3 separate regions of the Homo sapiens genome follow, and regions 1 and 2 are each linked to region 3. A link is a loop called in an ENCODE intact Hi-C map of the cell type or tissue named here. Cell type or tissue: A673. All regions are shown on one strand.

Region 1 (5,000 bases), 780 kb after region 3:
TAGTCCCATAGTTCAGTATTATTGAAAAAGTATACTGATATTTAAGATGTTACTACAAATAGGCCGGGCGCAGTGGCTCACACCTGTAATCCCAGCACTTTGGGAGGCCAAGGCGGGTGGATCACAAGGTCATGAGTTTGAGACCAGTCTGGCCATCATGGTGAAACCCTCTCTCTACTAAAAATACAAAAAATTGGCCGGGCATGGTGGTGTACACCTGTAGTCCCAAGTACTCGGGAGGCTGAGGCAGGAGAATCACTTGAACCCGTGAGGCAGAGGTTGCAGTGAGCCGAGACTGTGCCACTGCACTCCAGCCTGGGCGACAGAGTGAGACTCTGTCTCAAAAAAAAAAAAAAAAAAAGTTACTACAAATAACTTTTAAAAATATCTAGAGCTCACCTAACAGTATTATCACCTTGAAAGATTATATCTAAATATTTTGAAACTTTGTTTGTTTTAATTACTATAGTATATAAATTCAAATAAGGTTTCATACACTGAGAGAATAAAAACAAGCTCCAAAGTTGTTCTGAATAGTAGCAGTATTTTTAGAACAAATATGTTATTTCTCTAGATGATTACTTAAAAGAAATATACTTTGAATGAACACATTCTGCTATTTTTATTTAAATCAGTAATCACTTCTCTACCACATACTAGGATTACAGTTATGTGCCACCATGCCCAGCACATTTTTGTATTTTTAGTAGAAATGGGATTTCACATGTTGGCCAGGCTGGTCTCGAACTCCTGACCCCGTGATCTGCCTGCCTTGGCCTCCCAGAGTGCTGGGATTACAGGCGTGAGCCACCGCGTTTGGCCTGCTATTTCGATACATCAATCTGACACGATTTCTGTGAGAAGACAAATCCACAATATTTGACAAAAATTATCAATAAATTAAAATACATATTAATACCTATTAAGGCCAAGCACAGTTCTAGATAATGATATCCAAAATGAATTAGACACAATATTTTCTCTGAGGGGACTGTAAATTAGAAAAGAAAAAAGAACACATAAATCAATCAGTATGTTACAGAGAAAAAAATAAAGAGATAAGTACTAAACGATCTGGGGAAGAATGAAACAAAAAATATAGAAAGAACTAACTCTGTAAAGCCAAGAGGGGCACCAGTGAGAACAGCCTTCGCAGAGCAGCCAATGGTCAGCCATTCATTGTTCGGGAAGGCCATAAAACACAGATAAAGTAGGACAGTTGTACATTCAAATCCCAAAACACTCACCAGTCCTGTGATTTTTCATTGTTTTTATCCTCTCTGAACCTCACAGTTTTTCTCTAAAATAGAAATGCTGTACTCTTTGCCTCTCTGCTATAGGGATTGCATGAGATAATTTACGTAAAGTACACATCTGTGTACCTAATAAATAGTAGCAATTGTTATTTATTTGGTTTCCATTAAATAAGGTTATTTGGCTTAAACACTACAAGTCTGGTTTTAGTTCCTGATGAAATGTATTAAGTTTCAGAATGCAAGTTTCTCATCTTTAGAATGCAGACTAAAAACAAAAACCTCCTATCTTAACCATGATCAGAAATTAAAATTTGAGCATTGTGAGAGACAAATTTATTGGCACTTTTATAATAATGATCTTCAGCAGCCTTCAGTAAATGCTTATGTTCTATAATCAAATGCATACTGATCTCTCCTCTGAGTCAACTAAACCAAACAGATTAGAAGAACCTAAACAGACAAATTCAGACATGGAATCTAAATAAATGAACAAAGACAGATTACTAACTCTTACAATAACTTAAGAAGACAACTAAGTTACTGAAAATTTATGGGTGGTTCAGGATGACTACTGAAATGTGGCAACATCATTATAAGCTAATGTCATACACTTAAGTAACTTATTAGTACAGTTGAATTGGGCCTTCTGTATAAATATCATGGTGTATTATTTATAATCAGAACCTTAAAGCTTTTCAATATTAACTACATCTTGAGATAAAAGATGATAATGTACTTCTAATTATTGAAAGATAAACCATTACACTAAGCCTTTTATACGGAAAGTTGAGCAAATATGACATATCACAAAAATTAACTAAGCCAGGAAAACAATATAAAGTTTCATATAAGAGAAAAATATAAAAATTTGGAACAAAGAATGACCCAATTTTATTATACAATTGATCACCCAGCTAAATCTATAATATATATTTCATTCTAAACATACTTTTTCACTGGGTGCAATGGCTCACACCTATAATCCCAGCACTCAGGAGGCTGAGGCAGGAGGAGCACTTGAGCCCAGGAGTTTGAGACCCAGTTAATTTTCTTTTTTCTTGTAGAAATGGAGTCTCACCAGACCAGTGAGACTCCATTTGTACAACAAATAAGAACATTAGCTTATGTATGGTGACGTGTGCTAAGGGTCCCAGCTATAGACAGGCTGAGGCAGGAGGATCCCTTGAGCCCAGCAGGTCGAAATTGCAGAGAGCCATGTTCACACCACGGCACTCCAGCCTGAGTGACAGAGCAAGACCCTGTTTCAAAACAAAACAAAACAAACAAAGCACAGTCTTTCAAAGTTTAACCACAGTTTTAAATATAAAAATGTGCAAAAAAAAAGATAAAACATTGACCTGAAAGTTTCATAATTCAGTTTTAAAAGAAATGCTTTAGAAGCTTTTTTTTTCTTAGCCATTTTTCTCACAAGGTTCATAAATTTAAGGCTTTTCAACATTGCTTTTATTGTCACAAAAGGTTTTCAATTATCGCTGTAAAACTGTTTCTACTTCACGTGTCAATTTTGCCATGTGCTGAAAAATTAAGCAGCAGTGCCACCAAATGACGAAACTCAAAATTTCACCAAATAGTGAGGCGAGGCTTACAAACACATGAAACCACCAGTCTGCCTACTCTTGATGTCTGCCTACTCTTGATCAATAACAAACATATTTTCATCTTTATGCTGACTTATTAGTAAGGATTTAATGTATGCTAGGAAAGTATTAAATGACTTAGTTTCATATTTTGAATAGAGTAATTTCACACAGTTTTATACAGCCTAAAGATATATCATGGCCAAATCTTATCAAATTCATATTTAATGTCTCAAAACCTTATCTTTGAAGAACCAATAGTATAAAAGTATTTGTATTTGAATAAATTTTCTTAACTAGTATTGCCATAATGCTTTTATAAGAATATCTAAGAATAAGAACAAGGTAGCCAGAAGCAATGAGTGTGTACACCCTGTGGGGAGCCTTACAGGCGTGCATGGAAAGTCTAAAAATAAGACAAAGATGGAAACAGAAATACACAAGAATTTACATTCAAAATATTTTATCCAACCTAACCAAGACAGAATCTCCCTAATTCTATTTTTCACTGAATTTTAATTCTTAAAACATTGCTACCCTTTTAAAAAACTGAATCGATCTTCCTTACATACTTCATTCACAATATAGCATACGTGATGGCTGAAAACCTAACACTATATTACTTGGCCCTCCCAAAAAAAGGACCCATCATCACATATTGTTCTCCATATCTAAATCCCAATTGGTACTACAATTTTTATCATTAAATATGTCAAAGAGAAAATTTTATAAAATTAGGTATATACTGCCAAAGAATCACAATAGTTAAGGCAGTGATTTTTTTTTCCTTCACTTTTAAGTTCCAGGGTACATGTGCAGAATGTGCAGGCTTGTTATATAGGTAAATGTGTGCCATGGTGGTTTGCTGCACAGATCAACTCATCACCCAGGTATTAAGGCCAGCATCCGTTAGCTATTCTTCCTGATGCTCTCCCTTCCTCCACATCCCTCAAAAGCCCCAATGTGTGTTGTTCCCACCAATGTGTTCATGTATTCTCATCGTTCAGCTCCCACTTATAAGTGATACCATGAGGTGTTTGGTTTTCTGTTCCTGTGTTAGTCTGTTGAGAATAACAGCTTCCAGCTCCATCAATGTCCCTGCAAAGGACATGTTCTTGTTCCTTTCTGTGGCTGCATAGTATTCCATGGTGTATATGTACCGTGTTTTCTTTATCCAGTCTATCACTGATGGAAATCTGGGTTGATTCTATGTCTTTGCTATCGTGAATAGTGCTGCAATGAACATACGCATGCATGTATCTTTATAACAGAATGATTTATATATTTTGGGGTATATACCCAGTAATGGGATTGCTGGGTCAAATGGTGTACCTGCTTCTAGATCTTTGAGGAATCCCCACACTGTCTTCCAAAATGGCTAAACTAATTTACACTCCCACCAACAGTGTAAATGCATTCCTTTTTCTCTGTAACTTTGCCAGCATCTGTTGTTTCTTGATTTTTTAATAATTGCCATTCTGACTGATGTGATATGGTATTTCTCTGTGGTTCTGATTTGCATTTCTCTAATGATCAGAGATGTTGAGCTTTTTTTCATGTTTGTTGGCTGCATGCATGTCTTCTTTTTAAGAAGTGTCTGTTTATGTCCTTTGCCCATTTTTTAATGCGTAAAAATGGACATTTTTGTTTTTTTCTTGTAAATTTGTTTAAGTTCCTTGTAGACTCTGGATATTAGCTCTTTGTCAGATGGATAGATTGCAAAAATTTTCTCCCATTCTGTAGGTTGTCTGTTCACTCTGATGACAGTTTCTTTTGCTGTGCAAAAGCTCTTTAGTTAATTAGATCCCATTTGCCAATTTTTGCTTTTGTCGCTATTGCTTTTGGCATTTCATCATGAAATCTTTATTTGTGCCTGTGTCCTGAACGATACTGCCTAGATTTTCTTCTAGGATTTCTATAGTTTTGGGTTTTACATTTACATCTTTAATCCATCTTGCGTTAACTTTTGTATAAAGTTTAAGGAAGGGGGATCCAGTTTCAATTTTCTGCATATGACTAGCCAGTTCTCCCAGCACCATTTATTAAATAGGAAATCCTTTCCCTATTGCTTGTTTTTGTCAGGTTTTTCAAAGATCAGTTCCGTGTAGGTATGTGGTTTATTTCTGAGTTCTCTATTCTCTTCCAT
Region 2 (5,000 bases), 200 kb before region 3:
TGACCTGGCCCGGAGAGCCATAGCCGACTCCGAAACAGAAGATTTTGACTCGGAAAAGGAGATCTCGCAGATTTTCAGTACTTCTCCTGCAAGCCTCTGTGAACATCCTTCCCATAAGGAGACCAAATTGGGTGAACACGCCTCGAGGAGACCTCAGGATAACAGGTCAACACCTGTCCAGCCTCTGGCAGAGAAACAAACTAAGAGTATCTCTTCACCTGTTTCAAAGAGGAAACCTGCCATGTCACCCCTGCTCACCAGGCCCAGCTACATCCGGAGCCTCCGAAAGGCTGAAAAGCGTGGTGCAAAAACTCCCAGCACAAACGTAAAGCCCAAAACGCCACATCAAAGAAAGGGTGGCCCCCAGAGCCAGCTGTGTGACAAGGCAGCTAATTTAATTGAGGAGCTAACATCCATATTTAAAGCCGCAAAGCCAAGAAACAGAAGCCCAAATGGGGAGTCCTCGTCACCAGACAGTGGGTACCTGTCTCCTAAAAATCAGCCGTCAGCCCTGCTGAGTGCCTCAGCCAGCCAGAGCCCTATGGAAGACCAAGGGGAGATGGAAAGAGAGGTCAAGTCCCCTGGGGCCAGGCATTGCTACCAGGACAACCAGGACTTGGCAGTGCCACACAACCGCAAGTCTCACCCACAGCCCCACAGCGCCCTCCACTTCCCAGCTGCACCTCGATTCATCCAAAAGCTGAGGAGCCAAGAAGTAGCAGAAGGGAGCCGAGTTTATCTGGAGTGTAGAGTCACTGGAAACCCCACTCCTCGAGTCAGGTATGAATTTTTGTATTATGCATAGCAAATGATCTTGTTGACTTTGGTGTTACTTTAATATGGGAGGAAGAAAGATTTCCTGTGTCATTAGCCCTCTGGAGACTGAGGTAGAGTACTTGCAAGGAGAGAAGCAGCCCAGAATCGCCACTATGAGTTGTCCTAGTTGTCCCTGGCCTGATATATCTGTGGTCATGCACCCTCTGTGCTAAGGAAGGAAGGCAAAGGACTTGAGAAGGCAAAGAGCAGTGGAAACAGTTTGTTCTCTAAGATGGTGGAACTAGTAACAAATAGGCACACTTAAGATGTGAAACTTATTTACTCGAAGTACTGTGAAAAGTGTGTGTATATTTGAATATGAGTTGCTAAAGACGGTTGAAAGCATGGCTAAAACTAGCTGCTATCTAGAAGTGAAAGGCACGAGTGTGTAGAGGCCAACCTTCAGATTAGCCCCCAATAACGCATTAAAGGGAACAATAAACACCGAGGCCTACTTGAGGGGGGAGAGTAGGAGAAGCCTGAGGATCAAAAAACTACCTATCAGGTACTAATCTCATTACCTGGGTGACAAAATAATCTGTATGCCAAAGCCCTGCAACATGTAATTTACCCATGTAACAAACCTGCACACGTATCCCCGAATGTAAAAGTTGGAAAGAAAAAAAAAAAAGATTCTCATATACAAGAAACAAAAACCAAACAAAAATTATCCCCCAAATGGATAATCTAGTCTCAGGCATGGACTAAATAGGCACATATTCAGTAACATAAACACACACACACCCCTTCAATGTGATGCAAAGAAGGAAGGCAGAACTTTCCTAAGAAAGAAAGATAAATCAAGTCAGGAGCTCCGCAGGTCTGCCCGTTATTCCTACACAGGCTCTGGCCACTAGAGCATGGAGACAGCAAGAAATAACAGTGAAGGGAGTATGCACTTAGAGTTAATAGGCACTCATACCACCATGTTCATTAGAATTTCTATACATTCTTCTGACTTCATTGTAGAGTTTATACCTTCCCCTGAGCAAAAATGTTAAGGGGAAAGAGATCCTGGAGTCCCCCTGCAGGGTTTCCAGTCATGATTCCATTGCCCAAGTTACTCTACCCCTCTGTGACTCAGTTTCTTCATCTGTGAAATGGGAAGTATAATGATACCTACATCATTCTGTTTTATGATTAAATAATACATGGGGAAAATTAAAGCAGTACCTTGCAGCTAGTAACTGCTGCAGTAGTGTTACCTATTATCTTTATTATTTCTCATTTCTTAATTTTATATGGCAAAATGAAAATAACAAGTCAGGATTATACTACACAAATAATGAATATTCATTTATCTGGGAAGTTTTGCTTTTATTCATGCAGAATGCTTTACCTAAATTACATAAATATTTAAAAAGTTAACTCAAGGGCCAGGCACAGTGGCTCATGCCTGTAATTCCAGCACTTTGGGAGATTGAGGTGGGTAGATCACCTAAGGCCAGGAGTTCGAGACAAGCCTGGCCAACATGGTGAAACCCCCTCTCTACTAAAAATACAAAAAATTAGCCAGGCATGGAGGCGAGTGCCTGTAATTCCAGCTACTCAAGAGGCTGAGGCACAAGAATCACTTGAACCTGGGAGGCAGAGGTTGCAGTGAGCCAAGATCATATCACTGTACTCCACTCCAGCCTGGGTGACAGAGCGAGACTCTGTCTCAAAAAAAGAAAAAAAAAAAGTTAACTGAAAATTATTTGATTTGGAAAAAAATGGTAAAGTAGACATCACTGGCTAAAGATTGAATTGAAACACTGGTACTTTCTTACTAATAGCATTTCACAGATCACAAACTTCCCTGTATCTCTGATCCTTTGCTCACTAACACAAGCTTTGCTAGTGTTGGTTTCTTAATCTGACCTCATTGTGCACACACATGAAGTAAAAATTAGCATTACTGGCTGAAAAGTGGTGTGATTACAGGTGGGCGATTTTTTTCCCCCGACCAATTTGTTCAACTAATTCACTTTGAGTCAGCTTTACAGTAATTTTACTATAATTCTTTAAGAAACTGACAGCAGGGGGCAGTAAAAAACTTTTTCATGTGTTCATTTAATTAAATATGTCGTTCTAAATTCTGCATTTATATGTTATTTATGTAGATTATTTATACAGATTTATATACATGAAGAATTTGTTTCTTACATTTTACCTTTGACAGAAATGAATGTTTCAGATTCTATTTAGATTTTTTAACCTATCAATCTTGCAAATAAATAATTTTCATTAGACATTCATTCTCATGTCACTCAAAACAGTTCCACAGGTTTTCAAACTACATATGGTTCCACCTACATTTACTTCCAAAATAACCCTTGAAGTATACTACAACCTTTAAAAAATGACAGAAAGCAGTCCATTTAGCATTGAAGGATTAATTCAGGTGAACAGACCATAATTACTGTATTAAAATTCACTTAACCATTTGGTGATTCTAGGGGTCATCAAATTCACACTTCTGCCTCTTTGGGGGTAGCAGAACTAAAATTTAATTTAGTTAGTATCTGCAGTATTATTAACTAGTTTTCTCTTATTCTGCAGTCTATGAAAGTCCAAACTTGACAAATTATGCCCTTCTAGAATAATTAAGTCTCATAAAATGTTCCATTGTTGAAAGTTAGCTGGTCATGTTTGTATCCTATAGAGTTTTTTGGGTTTGGAGGCTGTTTTTGTTTGAGAGGGAGAGCATAGATGCTCATTGGATTTTTTAAATTTCTGTTCCAAAGATCTTGATCCTCCTTGTCATGTATTTGTAAGTGCACCAGACGCCTAAGAACATTGAGCTCTTTTGACCACATGAGACATATGACAGTCATAAGAGAAAATCTTTGAAGGAAATTTTCTATCAGGAAGAAAACCTTTATTAAAGATTTCCTGCAATGGGGCATTTTAGAACCTGACTCAGACTGTGTCAGTCCAGAGGACCTAGGACCTGGAGCTTAGGCAGACCTATTGATTGGCAGGCCATTTCCTGAGGTCACAGAAGCAGTTGACAGACGTGTGGAGAGGCAAGGAGATGTCAGGAGAATCTAAAGCAAGCCATAAGCAGAAGCCCAAGAGACACTGGTTGGTGAGAGCAGAGACGCTCCTCAGTGTTGGGTAGTTGGCAGCTGTACTGGGAGGTAAGTGAGGTATGGTGCCAAGAAGCTTGGCGGTTGGCCAATGGAAAGGTCCAGGCTGACTTATAGGGAATGCGTCACAGGAAAACATGGCAGCAGACAGTAGGATCAAGATACAGGAGCTGGAACACGGGGGAGAAACCTTTACCTTGCAAGAGTTTAAGCAAGTGAAAGTTAGGACCATAGCTCCAGAAAGACAAAAGAACAGAGCAGAATCTTAGTGACTCAACTGGGTCCAGATTAGGGAAACCAATTGCTAGGTTAACATGCCTGGGCTACTAAGCAGCTGGCTGGAGCTTAGATTAAACAACAGAGATTGTTTGCTTTTGAAAGCTGGCATGATGAACCTTACAAATGTGGATAAAGAAGCCCCCACTCAGGGAAGAAGTAACAGAAACAACAGGGTAAAACCAGGCCAGTCACTTCAAGGCAAGGCATTTGTACTTCACATGCAGTCACTTCACCCTCTCACACTGTGTGAACACCACTTATGACTACAAACAGGACTGAAAATATGTTTTCCTCCTTTATTATTGCATATCCAACAAAATCTCAACAAGAGAAAGAAGAGCTGATAGAAGAAAACCCTATGCATAAAAAAGGACGTTATATACAATTGAGGTAGTATTCACATGATATGCAAATTATATTAACAATTTGAATTACTACATTAAATGAAATCAAGTCAGAATTCATTTTTTCTCTGCTTATGCTCAAATGTCCCATATTCTCATATACTCCTTCCAAACAGCATAAAGACCTGTTCCCTGACATCACTCACCTTCCCTGTTCTCTCCACTCTTGACTTTGTGAGTTAGTAAAAAATTTGTGAAGAATTTTAGTTCAAAATTACCTCCGGTATTATAAAAAGGAGGCCTTATATTTTTAAAGGTATTTATTTATTTTTAAAGGTATTATTTATTTATTTTAAAGGTATTTATACCTTTAAAAATATTTTATCAACTGTATGTTTTAAACCATTTAAATGTAAGGAGACTGGGATCAAAAACTGTGAAATGATGTGCCTAGTAATACAAAAATCATTCATTAGTCATGGAGACTGGA
Region 3 (5,000 bases):
GGCTATGAAGCATTTGCTCTGTGCCAGGCAATGTCCTAAGCACAGTATGTCATATCACAAAAGTAGGTGGTGGTTAGGGTTTGGAGTCTGGACCCCAGCTTGCTTTGAATCCCTATGTTAGTATTTATTAGCTGTGTGACCTTGGGCAAGTGAATTAACCTTATTGTGCTTCCATTTTCTACCTATAAAATGGGCTAATAATAAACTTACATAACTCATAAGATTGACATGATGATTAGATTTAATCTATGTTAAGTGCTGGTAACAATACCTAGTGTATAGTAAGGGTTATATAGCTGTCAGCTCTTGTTATCGTCATCATCATCATCATCATCCCCCTCACAATAACCGTGTGGTGGTTAATTTTGTGTGTCATGCATGACTAATACAAACTCTGTGAGGTAGCTTCTATTATTGTCTCCATTTTACGGAGAAGAACACTGAAGTTCAGGGAGACTGACCAAAGTCACAAAGGCAAGATGTGGCAGGACCCTCATTCAAGCCCTGGCAGCTGTTTCGAGTCTGGGCTTTTCATGCCCTACAACACTGCCATGCCACTTAACAGTACCTTCCAGAATAGTTGTCTACAGGTCAAACATATACAGGTCATGTTCTTTTTTCCCCCGTGGTTAACATTTCAGAAGAGCTTTATTTTCCCCACTGCTTGGTTTGCAGCTGAGCAGATATAAGAGGTAGCTGTATGTACAGAAAGAACTCTGACATGCAATCAGCTTAACTCCTACATGCAAAATACAGAGCTGCACACTTGCAGACATCTCGTTTTATCTTCACAGATAACCCATTGGGTATGTATTATCCCCATTTTATAGATGAGGACACCGAGACTGCTCTTGTCCAACATCACAAAGAATGGGTCTACCTCCAAAGCTTTTTCTGCTAGGCAGAATTGCTAAATTAAATGTAAAGAGATTCTATTGTAAACACTTTTGTAAAGTGAATCTGTAATAATCATAACCTAATTTGTTTGTTGTGGAAAGGTGGAGGGTCTCACTTCTTAAAAGTGACTTCATGGTTCAACTCTGATGAATGATTCTGTTCTCTTCACTTCCAGAGGAGATTTGCACCCTAGTTATCGCTGAGACTTTCCCTGAAGATGCAGGGATCTTTACATGTTCAGCAAGAAATGATTATGGATCAGCAACCAGCACTGCCCAGCTGGTTGTCACCTCAGGTATGTGAGGAGTAAAAAAAATGACTGGGTTCTGTTCCCCAGCACCAGTGTGGATGGCCACAGCAGAAAGGCACCGTCCTGGCCAGGTGCAGTGGCTCACACCTGTAATCCCAGCACTTTGGGAGGCCGAGGCAGGCAGATCACTTGAGGTGAAGAGTTCGAGACCAGCCTGGTTAACATGGTGAAACCCTGTCTCTACCAAAAATACAAAAATTAGCTGAGTGTGGTGGTGCGTGCCTGTAATCCCAGCTACTCTGGAGGCTGAGGCAGGAGAATCACTTGAACCCAGAAGGTGGATGTGGCCGTGAGCCAAGATCATCCCACTGCACTCCAGCCTGGGTGACAGAGTCAGACTCCATCAAGGAAGGAAGGAAGGAAGGAAGGAAGGAAGGAAGGAAGGAAGGAAGGAAGGAAGGAAGGAAGGAAGGAAGGAAGGAAGGAAGGGAGGGAGGGAGGGAGGGAGGGAAGGAAGGAAGGAAGGAAGGAAGGAAGGAAGGAAGGAAGGGACAAAGCGACTGTCCCAGGAAGAGAGCTCAGCTCAGCCTTCAGGAATCTGGCCACTCCAGGAGTCACCCTAACAATCTAAGTTCATCGTGAAACAAAGGCTTTAGGGGAGGGGAGAAGAAGGAGTGAAGTGGAGATGACAAACAAAAAGATAATGATCGTGTAGCAACTGAACACACAGGGGGCTTTCTTTAAAATCGTGCAGTCTTGGTCTTGGAAACGATGGAGCTGGTTTCCTAACATCCTCCCGCTAACCTAGAATCATATTCACATTGGAAAGCCACCTCTGCATCAGAGGTGCAGTCACTTTCTCAGCAGTGCCAACACATGAGATCTGGAGATACTTGTACAAATAAGCCATTGTCTGATCCACTGTTGAAACTTCTGAAAAGGTAATACAAGATAAGCCTTCTTGTATAAAATGTAATACAAGATAAAACTCAGAGAAGCTGTAAAGGCCTTCAAACTCAAATTTCACTGATAGTCTGTATCAATGATAGTATATAACTAATATGAAAAAGAAAGCAATGTATTGTATTATTGAAGTCAATTTTCAAAAATATATGGATATTTTCTAAACTCAAAAACTTACCACTAGGGAAGGCAATATGAAACAGCTTTTTTTCTTTTTCTTTTCTTTTCTTTTCTTTTTATTTGTCTGTTTTCTAGTTACTAATGAGCATTAGCTTACTTTAATTGCCTCATCTCTGCCATTCATCTTAAAGATATTTTTAAAATATGTTTTTGACCAAGCCTGGAACATAATGTACATAGTAGGGAATCAATAAATGGGTCATTTGTTAAATGATACGGACTTGGAGAGAACAACTGAATTGTACTTGGATTCCTTCAGAAGAGCAAGAACTTGGTGCTAGGTGGCAGCAGAGACACAACCAAAACTTATTTAGGGACCTTAGAGTGGCAACTGTAAATGCTTTTTCATCTTCATTAAGAAAAGAAATGGGAGGGTCATCTTAAGTGGGAAATGGTTTCTGTGAATGACTACTGTAAGTGCTGAAAGAAACCTAAGTGTCAGGATCAGAGTTACAGAGCAAAGAGGACCCCAGCGTTTTGATTCCGAGTTGGCTTCAACACTGTCCCATCAAATGGCCATAGCAGGAGTGCAGTGTTTAAACAATATGGCCAAAACCCTGGGCTCTATAAGTCTGAGTGGCAAAAATTTGTGTGTAATATTTTCCATTTGTTTCTGCAGTAAATCTGCTATAGGTCAAACATAATCAACAAATATTTTATTTCTGAGCTTTTTGTTTACCTCAATAAGCATTTTTGAGTGCATGCCAGGAGCTCTGCTGGGCTGTGTGGGCAAGGTGCAGAATCTAAAAAAGACGTGATCTCAAGATGCTTTCAGCCTATTGAGGGCAACAAATAAAAATCTCTTTCGTACTGAGTTATAGTTGGAGCAATCACCTAATATGGAAAAAAATATTTTTATGAGATTATGAAATTTTACTTGGACTCCAAGGTTTACCTTCCCTAGCTTTAGATGAATATCCACATAAAACCTTTACAGCTTGAGCCAATTTGAGTAGTGACAGCTAGGATGTTCAGTCGGACCCATGGACCAAAACGTGAGAGGACAAAGCATTGTTGGTTGATACTGTTTGTGTTGTCACTTTTTTTGCCAAGTTCTATCTTTAGCTCTTGTTTGGAATTTTTATGATTCGGTAGCTGGGTTCCCCAAATGTGAGCTCAGTCAGGAAATGAAACGGTAGCACTCGTTCAAAACAAGCTTGAAAGAACCAGGCCCTCCAGCTGGCAGTGCTTCTGCGTCAGATGAGAGCAGCACAATCACCTCTTCTTTAACAACTTCACACAACACAGGGATTCTCAGAAGACTCTGACAGTGTGAAATCACTTGTTGAACTAGTGGCATCTTCTTATGTTTTTCCTCTCTTTCCCCTTCCTTAGCCAACACTGAAAACTGTAGTTACGAGTCAATGGGAGAATCCAACAATGACCACTTCCAACACTTTCCACCTCCCCCTCCAATCTTGGAGACAAGTTCCTTGGAGTTGGCTTCAAAGAAACCATCTGAGATCCAGCAGGTGAACAACCCTGAGTTAGGCCTGAGCAGGGCAGCCCTTCAAATGCAATTCAATGCTGCTGAGAGGGAAACGAACGGAGTCCATCCCAGCCGTGGAGTAAATGGACTGATTAACGGCAAAGCTAACAGTAATAAATCTCTTCCAACACCAGCTGTCCTGCTTTCACCCACTAAGGAGCCACCACCTCTGCTTGCCAAACCAAAACTGTGAGTATTTCTGCATGGTTTTATAATAATTTCCATACCCCTGTTACATTTCCTGTCTGGTGAGAAAAAAACTTTTGCCTGTATTCAACTATGTGGCAAGTTGGCCTTGACTCATGGGACCTTGCTGCCAAGTGGTGTCTTTCAACAATATAAAAGACACCTAAAAATAAAGAAGGGAAATGAAAAGCTTGGTGAAATCTGCCCTTTGCTGAAAGCTATAACTGGTTATGGCTGTGAAAATATCTGTGCCCAGTGTGGGCTTCCAACATACAGCTAAGGATGTAGCCACTCCCTGGAGGCCATGGAAAAGGGGGATCTACTTTCAGCCCTTTATTAAAAGCATTTCAAAAAGTGAGTATAAGTACTTTGCATTTGTTACTTTAAATATTAAGTATCAGTAAGAAGATCTGATATAGACAAGCGGGGAAAGACTAAAAACTGAGGCTGGAAATTCAGGGTGCAGATCCTGGCAGGGCAATGAAACTGGAGGGAAGCAGGCTTGTGGGCAAGAAGAGCGCCCTTCACAACACAGGCTACTTGGCTTGGAATTCCATGGAGCTGCATATTTCCATGAATACCATCTTCACAGTTGATGTCCATTATTTTCTTAGGATGATAAACCTTGCATGAGCTGTTTCCATTGGCACCGCACAGCAGAGAGTTGTTATGAATGGAGCCATTACAATGTCAGAGAGAGGCAGAAATAAATTAGCTCAAAGGGTTCTACCATAGCGCAAGAGACCCTGAATTACTGCCCTGCCAGAGGTTAGTGGAAATGTAAGAGTCATAGTGAATGTGTATGTATTCTATGAGGTCACATTCCCATGAGAATGTATTTGCCAGAACCTAGGAAAGCCCCTTCTATTTACCCATATCTGATGTTTTTGATTTGGGGCAGGAAGGGCTTCTTTAGGGGTTATTCTTTATTTCCCTAGCATTGACTAGCCTACTCTTTTCTCTCTGTGATCAGTTCATTTGTTAGAAATGTTAGAATTTAAAAGATATTTGAATTAGAATAACACCTTACCTTTG

Evidence for each region. Peaks named below come from ENCODE experiments on the same cell type or tissue, not always from the same donor. Only the 100,000 strongest peaks of a DNase experiment are listed, where the experiment ranks them.
Region 1: a loop joins it to region 3, with 2.7 times the contacts of the local background. A loop is called at or near these places in 5 of 110 quality-filtered maps.
Region 2: it touches region 3 in a loop (2.1-fold over the local background); 9 of 110 quality-filtered maps call a loop at or near these places.

Annotation. Positions count from the first base shown.
Region 1 is chr4:169,483,524-169,488,523 of GRCh38, forward strand. The region is part of intron 23 of NEK1 (NIMA related kinase 1); the gene reads right to left. Among named protein-coding and RNA genes, the nearest start is that of NEK1, 130 kb to the right of the region's middle. In A673, a CTCF peak has its summit at 2,831; a DNase peak (open chromatin) is centred at 2,808.
Region 2 is chr4:168,511,633-168,516,632 of GRCh38, forward strand. It overlaps PALLD (palladin, cytoskeletal associated protein), which reads left to right. Exons shown (of 22, transcript NM_001166108.2): 2 at 1-780. All of the region lies in intron 1 of LOC107986198 (a long non-coding RNA gene), which reads right to left. Among named protein-coding and RNA genes, the nearest start is that of PALLD, 17 kb to the left of the region's middle. In A673, a CTCF peak has its summit at 2,835 (motif pointing right); a DNase peak (open chromatin) is centred at 2,839.
Region 3 is chr4:168,707,956-168,712,955 of GRCh38, forward strand. It overlaps PALLD (palladin, cytoskeletal associated protein), which reads left to right. Exons shown (of 22, transcript NM_001166108.2): 9 at 1,073-1,192; 10 at 3,626-3,968. Among named protein-coding and RNA genes, the nearest start is that of PALLD-AS1, 62 kb to the left of the region's middle. In A673, a CTCF peak has its summit at 2,565; DNase peaks (open chromatin) are centred at 2,586 and 3,996; H3K27ac peaks cover 952 bases.